4 separate regions of the Homo sapiens genome follow, and regions 2, 3 and 4 are each linked to region 1. The links are chromatin contacts, found by Hi-C or POLR2A ChIA-PET in ENCODE. All regions are on one chromosome and are shown on one strand. Each heading gives the region's core, a stretch centred on a gene start or an enhancer-like site at or near the end of the contact. The rest is flanking DNA. Distances are from core to core; before and after follow the strand shown.

Region 1 (3,258 bases), core at 218-2,717:
ATGGAGTGAAAGAAATTGTATCTGGCAGATAGCGGAGGAAAATTGTCTTCATGGCTAATTATTCAGTGACTTCTATCTATGCAGCTTCCCATTTTAATTCTGACGGTAAGTGTCTGCAAATGTCTGTGCTAAATATTCCTCTTGCTTTCAGACAGCCTCTAAGTAAGTGTGTGTGTGTAAGAATTGATAACTTTATATTTTTTTCCTCTCTTTTCTCTGGTAGTTTATTTTTAGTAGTAAAATAGTGGCAATGGATAATTCAGTCACGTTTTCCTTCTTTTTCTTATTCTGGTAGCCCCTTCCTAAGAGTGATTAGTGGGAAAAAAAGGGACATAAGGGCTCAGTCCCACTAGAAGCACCCATAGAAGTGGCCCTTTATGATGGCAGGCGGCACTTACAGGCTTAGGCTGTTGCCATTTCAACTGTGTTCTTATTTTTTTAAGCAAGAGTCTCAGCCAGTTCTAGTAAATTAAAAATTAGAACATAAGAAGTGAGGAACAAGAGTTCCTCTTGGGCTGGGATAAACTGGATTTTGAAGTAGAGCAACCTCCGTTCACTGACTCCTTGGTCAGGAGTTTATTGGTACAAGGGCTCGGAAGCATTTTCCTCTCTCCTTGTCATAAGGTACCGCATCTTTTTGATTTTCTTAGACTCTGCCCTAACATGGCCTCACTAAGGAGACTAGAAAACTGAGAGAAAACCTTGCCAGTCAGTAAACTGCATCACAAGGCCTGAAGAGAGAGCTTAAAGGCAACACACAACAAAAGGCAGAGGTGCCAGATGGCTATGCCATTCTGGGTTAAAGGTTAAACCTCATCCTCCCTGGAGACCAGCCAGAGGCAGCCACATTCCTGGCCCTGGTGGGGGCTCCTGGCCCAAGGGCTCCACTGCCCATCCTCGGCAGACCCAGGGAGGAGCTGGGTTTGGTGTAGAACAGGTAATGGGCAGCACAGTACTCATGAGTAGCAAACCTTACAGGACTGATCCCGTCATGACCAATATGGAAATGTCAGTACTCGAGTACCTGTGTGTGTTGATCTTCTCTCTGAAATATAAACAGCTAAATTATTTTCCAATTTGGTCAAGGAAATAGGGAATCACATGTGAACTATTTTTGTAATAGGCCGAGTTACTAATTTTTGTTTAACTAACTCTTTCCATTTAAATGCTTTTTGGCTGTTTTGTCATTGTTCCTATGTGGGCTGCTATTTTCAGATAGGGTGCTGGAGGTCAGTAAGGCCAAGAGAGACGGTGAGCACTCATCACTGCTCCCCTGTGTTGGCTGCACTCCGGAAAATGGGCACACACCTTGAAATCAGCCGTGTTCTGATTTACCCGGCTTTCCGTTAACCAGCCCTTTAACTTGACCAAGGTTTATTCCCTTTTGTTTGCTGTAAACTATGTTGAGGAAACTCTTACAAAGCACAGTCCTTCCTGTTTGTATTGTCTGCATTTTAGGTTGATGGGGTGGGTTTCATTTCTCTCTTAGAGTCACTTCTCTAATCCAGTTTCTTTTGTCTAATGCATGGTAAAGAATTCACTGTTCGATATGACTGACTTTGGTCTGCAGTTAGTTGGAAGATCTCATATTCTTTCACTGCAGGACAATTTTTTTTTTCCTTTTTTTGTTTTTTTATGGTGGTAGAGATATTGGGAGGAATGCAGGGATGGAACTAATTTGTGTGTGGCTGGTTGCATGGGCGAGGCCCAATGCCATGTGCTTCTCTAAGCCATGTTCCCGTTCAGGAAGTAGGTAGGGCCCGAGAGCTAGGGTCTGAATCAGCATGTGACATCAGGTCCACTGTGTTTCTCCTCCATACCCTCTGCTTTCCAGAAAACAGTGTGTATGAACTCCAGCTCACTTTCTTCCAGCAGTCTTGTTAAAATGCTGGTGCTATCACTGAGTTAAATTTCTTATTTCTCCTTCAACTTTATTAAGTTTGGTTTAATTTATTTACTTTCTTCAGACTCAAGTTGTATACAAAAATAAATGGAGCTTTATTGAATCTCACTGCGCAATTGGTGACACACACCTTTTAGAGAAATAAAGTCAAGAGTCATTTTTATGGGGCATCTTGAGATAAACTCTTGAGGGGTTTTGTGTAGCCTGCGTGGGAGGGCCCTGGAGGTGGAGGTGAGAGACTGTGGGAATTGGGGAGGTGAGGACTGTCTGTTCCATGATGTGCTCCAGCAAGGTGTCTGGGGACTTGACTTCCCTTGTGGGGAAGAGGATAGGAGAGATGGAATTCCCGGATTGCGTTGCTGGATTGCAGGCACACTCCAGTGGGCTCTGGAAGCCCTCAGAGGAACCCTTGACTTGAGATAGAGCGATGACTTCCTGTTCTGTGATTCGTCCTCCTTGGCTGGATGGTTTCTGAACTGCTGCAGGAAGTGTCTGTTTAGTTGTGCAAGTATTGTTTCAGGAATTAGAAGTTGTGTTTCCTTTCCTGAAACGCATATGCCTTACTATAGATAAGGAGATTCTTTTTTCTTTTTTATAGTTCTTATACCTCAAGCATGCCATTTTTCTAAACAGGAGCCTATATGTGAATGCACTTATCAGTTTTCCCCTGGGTTCAGTAAAATGGATTTGTCTTAGATTCCTGTAGTAAAGTTGTTGACAGAGAGTTGAGGGAAGATCAGCTGAAAAGCATCCAAGTGTGGAATCCACTGGAGAACAGTGCTTTGCCCATTTAAGTGTCTGACAACTGAGTTATTTGTAAGTTATGCCAAGGATATTTTTAGAACTCAGTATCTTATCCTTAGGTTACCAATTATTTTGATTCCCCAACAGACTCCAAAGGGTACAAGAGAAGTGAGATTGGAAAAAAGAATTTCTGCGAAGAGAAGCTCAACTGAATCTTAACTATGGTAATTAATTGGCAGAAAATCAATAATTCAGTGAGAAGCCTCTCAGCCAATGGTGGCAAAAGACAATGTAGTGAATGTTAGTGGATTTGGGAGAGTATACAAGTACCAGTGAGCTAACTGGGTGAATTTACATACTGTGTTACCGTAGTGTTACACAAGACTAGTCATTTGGGAAATTGATGGAAGATTAATGGAGATCCAAATGTTTAAATAGTTTAATCATTGTCTGACCCTAAAGAGAAACCTCAGTGAATACGTATTTGGCTTAATGAATTGAAATGAAACTGCGTTTTGTCACCCGATGGTGAGGAAATTTTAGCTCACCTGCTTTATGTCTCAAATTCTTTTCCATAAACGTGCCCCTGTGTTTCCTTGAGGGAACTGCCA
Region 2 (2,946 bases), core at 60-2,559, 1.1 Mb before region 1:
TTGATGCACCAAATTTCCACAATGTAAGACCCTTGCAAAATAAAAAAAAAAGTCACAATAGGAAAATCTCAAACATGCTACAGAGACAGATTTAAAAAGTTACTTGGCATAGTCAAATAAAGTAAATGGTATACTGTCTCATTTCAATTTCAACTATAAGTTGCTAAGAAACTTTTGTTTCTAAATTTGCCATATATACATTGCTGAAACTACATCCTAAAGGGACTGCCTTCCTAAATTGAGGATATCAGTATTTATCACAGCTCTTCCCAGCATGGAGGCTTTAACAACAACAAATACCAAAATAAATGTATTATGCCAGACAATCAGGAGGCTCTGCTCTCACTGAATTCTGAATAAGAGACAGATAATACTGTTCTAATTCTCCAACATGTGCTTCTGCCAATTTAAAACTTTTCTTCTTTGAAACAAATAGCTGTTTTTAGTAAGAGGTCAGTGTACTTTAAAGAGTTAAGAAGGTTTTGCATTGCCTATTTCCGTTATCTTGAGGTCTCCAGATTTGTAAATATCTCCTCATTCATTTTCCAAAAGGCCCATAAAGCTGGTTTGGAGAAAGTATGAGTGTGATTTTTTTCTCAGGTAAAAAAAAAAGTGACCCCATGTCAGTAATCTAAACATTACTCGATTTTTTTTGAAGTCAGACCAAATTTCTGTCTTCAGAAAATGTTTCTTTTTTCTCCCACTTGTCTTCTTCAACTTTTGAACAAATACTTTCAAAATATCTTGGTGGCATGACTACTATAGAAAGAAACCAGTGTCATAAATGGAGTGATCTGGGCTAAACTTTATCTGTCCTGGGAATCTTTTACATGATTCATTTAGAGACTACTCCCACCCCTTGGTCTCTCTTCCCTTGGATTTCTGAGAGCTTAGGAACTCCCACTCTGAGATACTCTGTGTTCTCTCCTCACGTGGAGTGTATCTGCTACTTTGAAATCAACATCCCTACCAGACACGTGTCACATTTAAGTTCACGCACAGGACCATGTCCTGGAATGATAAGGCTTTCTGCTGCTGTTCTACCCTGAGGGCATTCCGCAGGCATCTTAGGAACTCAATCTTGAAGGCTCAAGCTAAGCAAGTGAGTTCAGCTTGTACTCATCACCCAGAATTCTCTAGTAGTCACTTTTACCTCCAACTTCCCACTCTCTCGCCTCCAACTAAAGGGTTCCCAAGGTCAGTTCTGGCTTAGCTACACTGTTCATCTTCCACCTCCTTGTCATGCCTGCAGCAAGCCGAATTTCTGTTCTCTGAGAGGCTGACCCAGAGCTCCTCCTGGGTGACCAAGCTCGCTTCTCCCTGGGGACCAAAGGGCAGCATCATCGGCCAAAGACAAAAAGAAACCCTGGGGAAGACATCCTCCCTTACTTTCCTGCCTGCTAGGGTGGGGGCCGAGGCAAAACTTGCTCCTACTTTTCTACTTTGCCCTTCACATTAACAACAATCTGAAGGGCATTAAGGTTTAATGTGTTCTCTGCGGATTCAAACGAGTTCCTAAAATTAAGTACTACACTCTATTACTTATTAATCACATCTGATTCAGAAGTTTTTCTTCACGTACTTCCTCATTTTCTGGACTTTGAACTTCCCTCTCATGTTAGAGCCAAGCAGCTGTAGCAAACTAGCCATTATTTTTTCCTGCATTGCATAAAATAGAATAACACTCTCCAAGTGTAATCCAGCTTCTGTGATTTATATTGATGAGCATCTCAGGACTCTGCTCCACACCAAGGCTTGTGACCATCGGAAATGTTGCAGATCCAGTTATGGCAGGATGCATGCCTCTATTCTCCAAGGATTCTCTATTCTACCCTTAACCAATGATCTGGCCTCATGACAGCAGTCTTCTATTGCAGGGACATGGTCAGCAGGGAGGAAATATGCTTACGGGGCAGCACACTTGGATTCCTCTAAAAATCATATACTATCCCTCTAAAATCACCTATATTTTTCCATCTCCCTGTCCTCTAATCAGTAAGATATTTAAGCATGTGAACCCCTATTGAGATATTGGACAATCACTCTGTAATTCTTTCTGTGTGCATGGTAGTTAATAAATGTGTATGCCTTTTCTCATTAATCTGCCTTTTTGTGAGTTGATTTTTCAGCAAATCTTCCGAAGGGTAAGGGGATGCTTTCCCTTTGCCCTGCAGTTGGTAATAATTTACTCATGGCAGCACATGGTACAGAAGGTAGAAGGTTACTGAGCGAGTGACCCACTGTCAGGAGACTGGCCCGCGATCAAAGTGCTTGGCTGGCTCATCAGAGGGCGCTGATTTTGCACTGATTTTTACCAGCCCCTCAACCACCAACTCCTGGGCAGCCACCCATGGGAGGTAAGGCTCCATTGCGGGGGTCAGTGGACATTCATTATCACACAGGGGCTTTCTCATTTTCTTTTCTAAAATCCTTAATATAATAGTATCCTGTGTACGTCATCTAAATGTGACCTTTATGTTTTCTATGAAGGACTATATATATATATATACGTATATATATATATATATATACACACATATATATATATATACATATGTATATATATACATACATATATATATGTATATACACACACATATGTATATATATTCTACATAGAGGCACACTTCTGATATATGAAAGCATAAGATTACAACCAGCTGTGATTTTTATTTATTTTAGCTTCTAAATTTAAAATTCTCAGATTAATGTAACATAATCTGTTCATTTAGGGATTCGTGTTTAAGTTCTATGCTTTAGTGCTAGGTGGCTGCAAATCACAATGTACTTTCAAAACAAAGTATCTTAACCTTTTAATAAATCCTTTTCATAACCTGTTCAATTCAAAAAAATGTTTATAAACATGTTAGACATCTGACACCATTCTATCGCAAGAGGGTAGAAACATTTATTGCAGCAGAATACTATGGTTATTCACTCTCAAGT
Region 3 (3,202 bases), core at 393-2,892, 1.6 Mb after region 1:
TAGCCCGGCGTGGTGGTGCAGGCCTGTAATCCCAGCTACTTGGGAGGCTGAGGCAGGAGAATTGCTTGAACTTGGGAGGCAGAGGTTTTAGTGAGCTGAGAGTGCCCCACTGCACTCCAGCCTGGGTGACAGAGGGAAACTCTATCTCAAAAAGAAAGAAAGAAAGAAAAAAAAAACCGAAATAAGATTGCCAGAAATCATGAAAGGCCTATATGAGGTTAATCGTCACAAATTTGTTTTTCCCCAGCAACGTACTGCTGCATGGGTACAGGGACAAGACCAGGCAATATGTTGGATTTAACAAGGGTTGACATTTTGACAAAAGAGGGAAAGTACTTGAGAGAGGAACAGGAAATTGAGGTTGTATGCATCAGAACGTTATGTGGTTGGCAGATTATACAGGTATACACTCAGTTTGTCAATTCTCTTGTATATTACTACAGACCATAATTTACTAAAGAGATTAGAAAATCACAAGATCTGAAATGGGACAAAAATGTACTGTCTATTCTGTGACAGGTTCTTTGCTAATTAATACCCCCAAAGAACCTCCAACTTTGTAGACTCTTTAAACATAAGATTATTCTCTCTGCCGTAAAATAAAGAAGGGAAAGAGTAGCAGGAGACTCCATAGGGCCTTATAAGCCAGTTCAGGGATTCGGGCCTTAACTCTGAGATGGAAAATCATCAGAAAGTTCAAGGTATTCTACGAACACCTTGAAATGAGAATTTTTACTTCCTCACTTTTGGGTTTTGTACCACCAACGTCTAGCATAGTGCTTTGTACACCGTAGACATCCAATAACGACAATTGATGAAACCTTTAAAAAGCATCGTAGGTGAATTCAACATGGGTTGTGGAGGGTAAGGATGGTACCATCTCTCTGTCAAAGGGAGAAGAGCTAGAAGGAAGTAGCTTTGGCATGAACCAAAATGTCAACCTAATTGATCTTTAAATTTCTCTGCAAAATGCCCACATCTACCTCTGTCTGTCGGTCCGGTCCGTTCGCCGGCTTAGGTCATATCACCCAAATATGCCCCAGTATGAGAAAAGCGCTGTCGGGTAGCTGAGTTCTCTATCAGTACAGATATTCATGCAAAGATCCCGGGCGGGAATGTCAACTACCGAACTAAAGACTGTATCAGAGGACCCTGCTCCTCGCGGTCCCCAAATCCCGCCGCGCCATTTTCTTCTCAAGGGCACCCCACACCTGACAACTCACACAGATGGTTATCTTCAGCACACCGTGGTTATAGTCTCGGTACAACTCTTTGGCCTCCTGGTTGCATTCGATGCACCTGTACTGGCAGGAGGCCGAGGCAGCAGTAGGAGTCGCTGCCACCCCATCCACGTTCCCCTTCCCCTGCTGCAGGCCGCTCCGCCCGCCGTTGCCCATTTCCACTCAACTGCAGTCCAGAACTTCCGATTCTGTGGAGGGTAAGACGTCAGACGCCAGACCGGAAGACTTGCGCCGCGCGGGCTTATTGGGATTCGTAGTCCCGGCACCGGCAAGGCGGCCCCGGGCTGGCCGAGCTGGGACTACCATTCCCAGCACACAATGCTTCTCCCCTTGTCCCGCCCCCTTGCCACGGTCCACCTGCCCGCCGTAGGTTAGAGGCGGGGAGGCCTGAGAGCCGGGCAAGGGCTGTCGCGCATGCGCCTTGAGGGAAGATGGCACCTGCCGGCTGCTGCTGCTGCTGCTGCTTCTGGGGCGGCGCTGTGGCCGCCGCGGGCGCCGCCCGGCGTGTCCTGCTGCTGCTGCTGCTGGGGGTCCTGTCCGCCGGGCTGCGGCCAGGCGCCCTGGCCACCGAGCACTACTCGCCGCTCTCCCTGCTCAAGCAGGAGCTGCAGCACCGGCAGCAGCAGGAGGCCCCGGCGGGCGGCGGCGGCTGCAGCCCGCAGTCCGGGGACTGGGGGGACCAGTACTCTGCCGAGTGCGGCGGTGAGTGGGCGGCGGCGGGCGTCCGAGTCGGCCGGGGCGGCGGGGCAGCGGGGCTGGGGTCCCGGGCCGGGGTACGGGTCGCCCGGGCCTCACGCCTCCGGCTGCGGCGCGCGATCCGCGGGAGCCGGCTCGGCCAGGGGTCCTGGCGGGCAGCTTCCCGCCGCTGCCACCCACGCCGCCGCGCGCCCTCCTGCAGCCGCCTTTGGGCAGGGCGGCGAGTCGAGAAATGAGCTGACAGCATGCTCCTGGGGCCAGGGCGGCCTCTCTCCTGAGTCTGAAGCAACTGTTGGAAGGGTGGCGGAGGAGATGGCAGGTGGCCCGGGGCAGCCCTGTTCCCGCCGCCGGCCTCCCGAGGATGCCGAAGGGGCGAGGGAGGGGCGGGCGGACGAGCAACCAGCCCGGCGGCTTGCGGAGCCCGCCCCCGGAGGGAGACGCCTGGCACATCTTAGGCCTGGAAATCAGGCTTCCTGACCTCCCGGGTTAATGTCTCGTATACAACAGTTCCTAAAAATTGGATCCCTGGAATGGAAAAAAAGAGCAAGCCCATCTTATCTGCTCGTTGACATCTTGCTTCCAGTTGTTTAAGATCAACCTGCGATCTGTCAGGTGTCTCCCAGAGGGAAAAAAGGCCCCTGCAGGCCTTGAGCCTGTGTGTCAGTGCCGTGTGTGTATTGGAGCTACGCCAGCTCATTCATTAAGAATGGGCGCTATTGGCTTCAGTTTAATAAATCATAGCAGATGCCTCTGGGACAAAATACGTGTGTACATTTTTTTGTTTTGAAGTTCTGTCGTGGGTCTTTTTACCCATCAATCTCCTCCCTTTCTCTTTCCCCCTTCTCTATGTGAGTTCCCTTATGGCTTGCTTTGGGAAGGACCGGGGTCTACCGAACCCACTGGGAGATGGTTGCTTTTAAGACTTGGCAGTGGTTTTCTTCGGCATTGTGTACCTGGGAAAACAATACCTTTTTTTTTTAGTTGAGATGAGACGTCAAGATTAGCACAATCTGATTTCCTTTTAGTACAGTCTGACTTCCTTGAGGAAGTGTCACTCACTGAGAGGTTTGTGACTTTTTTATTTTGCGGTAGGCCTTAGCTGGTAACGGCGTAAGTAACACGGCCAGCCTTGCACGGTGGAGAAAGAATGGCATTTACTTACCTCTGTCACTTTCTGTATCTCTGAGCAAGTGAATTACCTGTCTTTGTAAAATGCCTCCTCTGTAAGTGGAAAACACTGTTCACCTAATTGTGGGGTTTTATTT
Region 4 (3,316 bases), core at 175-2,674, 1.3 Mb after region 1:
CTTCGTGCCTGCTCTGGAGTAGCAGAGTCAGAAAACAAAGTTGATATCCACCACAGAACTGTGGGGAAGATAAGATCAATGAAGAGATATATCTAAATAATAAGGCTTATAGGCAGTTAGCAATCAGAAACCGAAAGGTCTTGATAGAGAGGGAACAGAAGTTTCTCCATGTTCCAAAGAATATTGGTGTCTCAATTTGAAGGAACCCATATATTCTCTTTCAAAACTGGGGTGTTTATCTTGCTCTGCTGTGTTATCCCTGTTTTGACCTTTCTGCACAAATGAACACTACATTTAAGCCAAAATTGGACAGTAATCACCAGGATATGCTAATATGCTTTTAAAATGAATTCTTTCATTTTCTCCTAAAGTAGCTAAAAACTAATTTAGTGGTTAAAAACAACAAGAAACAAACAAAAACCAAACCAGTTGCCCCAGGTCTGTGCAATCCTGAAGGCTATAAAGCTCCCATCTCATAATTTCTTCATGAAAATCGTGGGTGACCAACATCTGCCAGCCAAAAAGACCCGTTAAAACCAAGAGAGGAAGAGGGGGTTGGAGGAAAAAAAGACAAGCGGGAGAGAAGCTGGGTGGCGCTGGCTGTCCTCCAAAATGATTTGTGGAAAAGGTACAATAATGACTGGAAGACAAGAACAGGCAATAAAAATGTCTAGAAGTTCTAAATTTTCCTGAAGTGTTTAAAACTCTATTCCCACATACAAGCCAAGTGCTCTACTCCCAGGAATATAACAGCAGCATAGGGCGGGGTGCGGAGCCACAGGCTATCTCAGGGCGGGTCAAACCCGCAAGTTTCTCAGGTTTGCCCAAAAGGTAGCTCGACATGCCCTCGCTAGAGATGGGGAGACTCCAATTCTCATTCCTCATTCTCGTGTCCAGGAGCTTTCTGAAGGCCCCAGGGCCTGATAGAAAGAAAGAGAAGGAAAAAGTGGAAAGGAACCAAAGGAACCATAATCCGTAGAAACTTCCAAAAGCATGCACACACAGACACACAGCGATACACTGTTGTCCTGGAAACCAATCCAACCAACTAACCCCTCCTCGGGAGCCTAGGGGCCAGCTCTTTTGGGCAAGGGTGGTGGGCCGGAGGAATAGGGACTGGGAGAAAGGGGTACTATTTCGCGCGGCTCCGCTCTGGGCCTCTTTTCCCTGGGCGCCTACCGAGTAGAGGAGCACGACAGCGCTGGGACTGGTTGGGCCAACGGAGAAATAAGAGTTAGATGAACTGGAAGACTCCATGGTGCGGCTGCCTTCCCGGGCGGGGTCTGGGATTCTTTGCTAAGCCGTGGTGGTGCTCCTGCTGGGGGCGGTTCTTTCGCTCAGGACGGCCCTACTTCGCCTAGGGCGGCGGCACCCTCTGCAGCCGCTACACAGGATCCCGGGCGCCGCCATCTCAGCCAGGACGGAAGCCGCGCAGGGCCCTGCAGCGCATGCGCGCAGTCGCGGAACCCGGAAGCGGGGGTGCAGCGCGGCAGAATGAGGGTTGATTCCTCGGCTGACCCCACAATGTCGCAGGAGCAAGGGCCGGGGTCCTCCACGCCTCCCAGTTCTCCGACACTTCTTGACGCTCTGCTCCAGAACCTTTACGACTTTGGTGAGTGCGGGGTCCCAGGAGCCCACGTGGAGAACAGATTTGAGGAACGTGGGTCTCCTGTGTTGCCCGTCCTGGGTTGGCCTCTGCTTTGAGGCTAAAGGTTCTTGCATGTCAAGCACCCTTCGTCCCACCTGGTTCCAGTAGCGAACACATTTCTCCATCGGAAGTCACCCCTCGACCGGGCTCTGCTGAGTTATTCATCAAACCTTCCAACTCGTCCCCAAGTGTGGGGACCATCCTACTTGCTTGTAGGAAGCACCAAGGCTTTCCGATTTAAAAGTAGCCCGCTTTTCCACGTTTTCTTGAGCCCTGGGAAGTCCCCTTTCCCCATGCCACCCCCAAGACCTGCCTGACCCTGGTGCGATGGTGTCATTTCGCTCTGGGGCCTCGGGCCTGTTGGATAATACACCAGCTTCATCCTTGTGTGTCCCTCTCCAGAGACATCATAGTCCTTGGCGAGTTGTCCTTTTCACGACTTTTTTTTTTTTAAACAAGTGCGCTGATCTTTTACTCTCCGTTCTTTGTCTTGATGGGGGAAAAGGAAAATAAAAGAGCCTATTAAAGTCGCATGGCATGTCAGTAGGAAGACAGTGCCTCATACTCTGAAGAGCTTTCCCGGGAGAAGGTGACACCCTTTGCACATGCACCAAAGAAAATCATTAGATTTCAGGACAACACACATTTCTTAAATTTACAGCGTGATATTTTAAAAGCTATTTTTATTTTGGAATGACTGCTCAAAATTCTAAGTTCACCTAAACAGTAGGAATAATAGTTAAAACTGTTGAGAACTTGCCATATAGCACATGCTTTTCGTGTATTTGCTCATTTAATTTTCAACTTCATGAAATAGACACTGTCATAAATCCATGATTGCAGATGTAGAAACAAGTACTAGAAGTTCATGAAACCTGATGCAGGTTGTCTGACTGGTAATTTTTGCAGAGCCTGGGTTCTGATTCTAGCCCCAGACCCCATGCTTGTATTAACTAGCATTTCTGTGCCCTTGGACATATTGGAGGACAGAGAAGACTTAGTCTCTGACCTTGAGAAGTTTAAAATCTAGAGGAAAAGACTATTCTGCAAAATAATATAGTTCATGTCAACACAGGCTGGAAATCATGGTAGGAGCTCTGAAGGCATTGAATGTGTCTATTCATTTTTATATCCTTAATGCCAAAGTTTAGTTGGCTCTTAAATGTTTATTGTATAAAAGATTAAGCAAATAGTAGCAAGCATAAATCAGCAGCTGGTAATTTAGAGAGCTCTGTGGTATTTGTAATACATGTGAGTAAGGATGCCTAGGATTCTGGTTAGAACTTTCAGGTGACTGGTCAGAGCTTCAACAAGTGAAATATAGAAAGAGGAATTAATAGAAAACAAAGGCATTCAAATTGAGCCAGTTGTCTTAGGTTCATCTTAATTCCTAACTGTGAAAGAAAATAGGAAGACTATTCCATGTTCCTGTAACCCAGAAAGTGTTAAAAAGAAACAGTGGCTGCAGTGCCTGATATTTTTAGTATAAAGCCAATTGGGATTACCAGCCCTGGGGACTATTGCTGTGATGACACTTTGAGTAGGAACCAAAGTGGAGACTAAAGTGATTGTGCTAATAAGGGTCAAAGACATAGTTACCTAGGAAAAGATGACTACATTTTGGATTCTCTGCATTTTGCAAATACACTTATTTGAAAGAAAACAAAT

Evidence for each region. A loop is a pair of places that touch in the nucleus more often than their neighbours do. ChIA-PET counts read pairs that join two places held with the same protein, here RNA polymerase II (POLR2A). Pooled maps may share reads with other maps.
Region 2: a map with no recorded cell type shows a loop between it and region 1 (3-fold over the local background). The contact joins two enhancer-like sites. A Hi-C loop is called at or near these places in 3 of 37 single-sample maps with no recorded cell type and 3 of 50 pooled maps.
Region 3: a loop to region 1 is called in a pooled map, with 3 times the contacts of the local background. The contact joins the promoter of TTC13 here to the enhancer-like site in region 1. A Hi-C loop is called at or near these places in 2 of 37 single-sample maps with no recorded cell type and 2 of 50 pooled maps.
Region 4: a loop to region 1 is called in a map with no recorded cell type, with 4 times the contacts of the local background. The contact joins the promoter of GNPAT here to the enhancer-like site in region 1. A Hi-C loop is called at or near these places in 1 of 37 single-sample maps with no recorded cell type and 1 of 50 pooled maps. POLR2A ChIA-PET finds 5 or more read pairs at or near these places in 1 of 52 experiments (activated naive CD4-positive, alpha-beta T cell).

What each region holds. Positions count from the first base shown.
Region 1 is chr1:232,589,085-232,592,342 of GRCh38, reverse strand. The region is part of intron 1 of SIPA1L2 (signal induced proliferation associated 1 like 2); the gene reads left to right. Among named protein-coding and RNA genes, the nearest start is that of SIPA1L2, 39 kb to the left of the region's middle. RefSeq lists an enhancer at 889-1,389. Within about 2 kb of position 1,467, at least 7 of the 41 ENCODE cell types and tissues checked have a DNase peak (open chromatin) inside an H3K27ac peak, as active enhancers do.
Region 2 is chr1:233,672,219-233,675,164 of GRCh38, reverse strand. KCNK1 (potassium two pore domain channel subfamily K member 1) reads right to left here. Exons shown (of 3, transcript NM_002245.4): 3 at 2,651-2,946. Among named protein-coding and RNA genes, the nearest start is that of MIR4427, 50 kb to the right of the region's middle. Within about 2 kb of position 1,309, at least 4 of the 41 ENCODE cell types and tissues checked have a DNase peak (open chromatin) inside an H3K27ac peak, as active enhancers do.
Region 3 is chr1:230,977,301-230,980,502 of GRCh38, reverse strand. TTC13 (tetratricopeptide repeat domain 13) reads left to right here and starts at 1,642. Exons shown (of 23, transcript NM_024525.5): 1 at 1,642-1,943. The coding sequence starts at 1,673. It overlaps ARV1 (ARV1 fatty acid homeostasis modulator), which reads right to left and starts at 1,409. Exons shown (of 6, transcript NM_022786.3): 1 at 1,224-1,409. The coding sequence starts at 1,397. RefSeq lists an enhancer at 1,178-1,477 and silencers at 1,758-2,017, 2,038-2,327.
Region 4 is chr1:231,239,320-231,242,635 of GRCh38, reverse strand. It overlaps GNPAT (glyceronephosphate O-acyltransferase), which reads right to left and starts at 1,424. Exons shown (of 16, transcript NM_014236.4): 1 at 1,180-1,424. The coding sequence starts at 1,257. It overlaps FSAF1 (40S small subunit processome assembly factor 1), which reads left to right and starts at 1,461. Exons shown (of 7, transcript NM_152379.4): 1 at 1,461-1,612. The coding sequence starts at 1,495. RefSeq lists enhancers at 522-1,411, 1,392-1,731.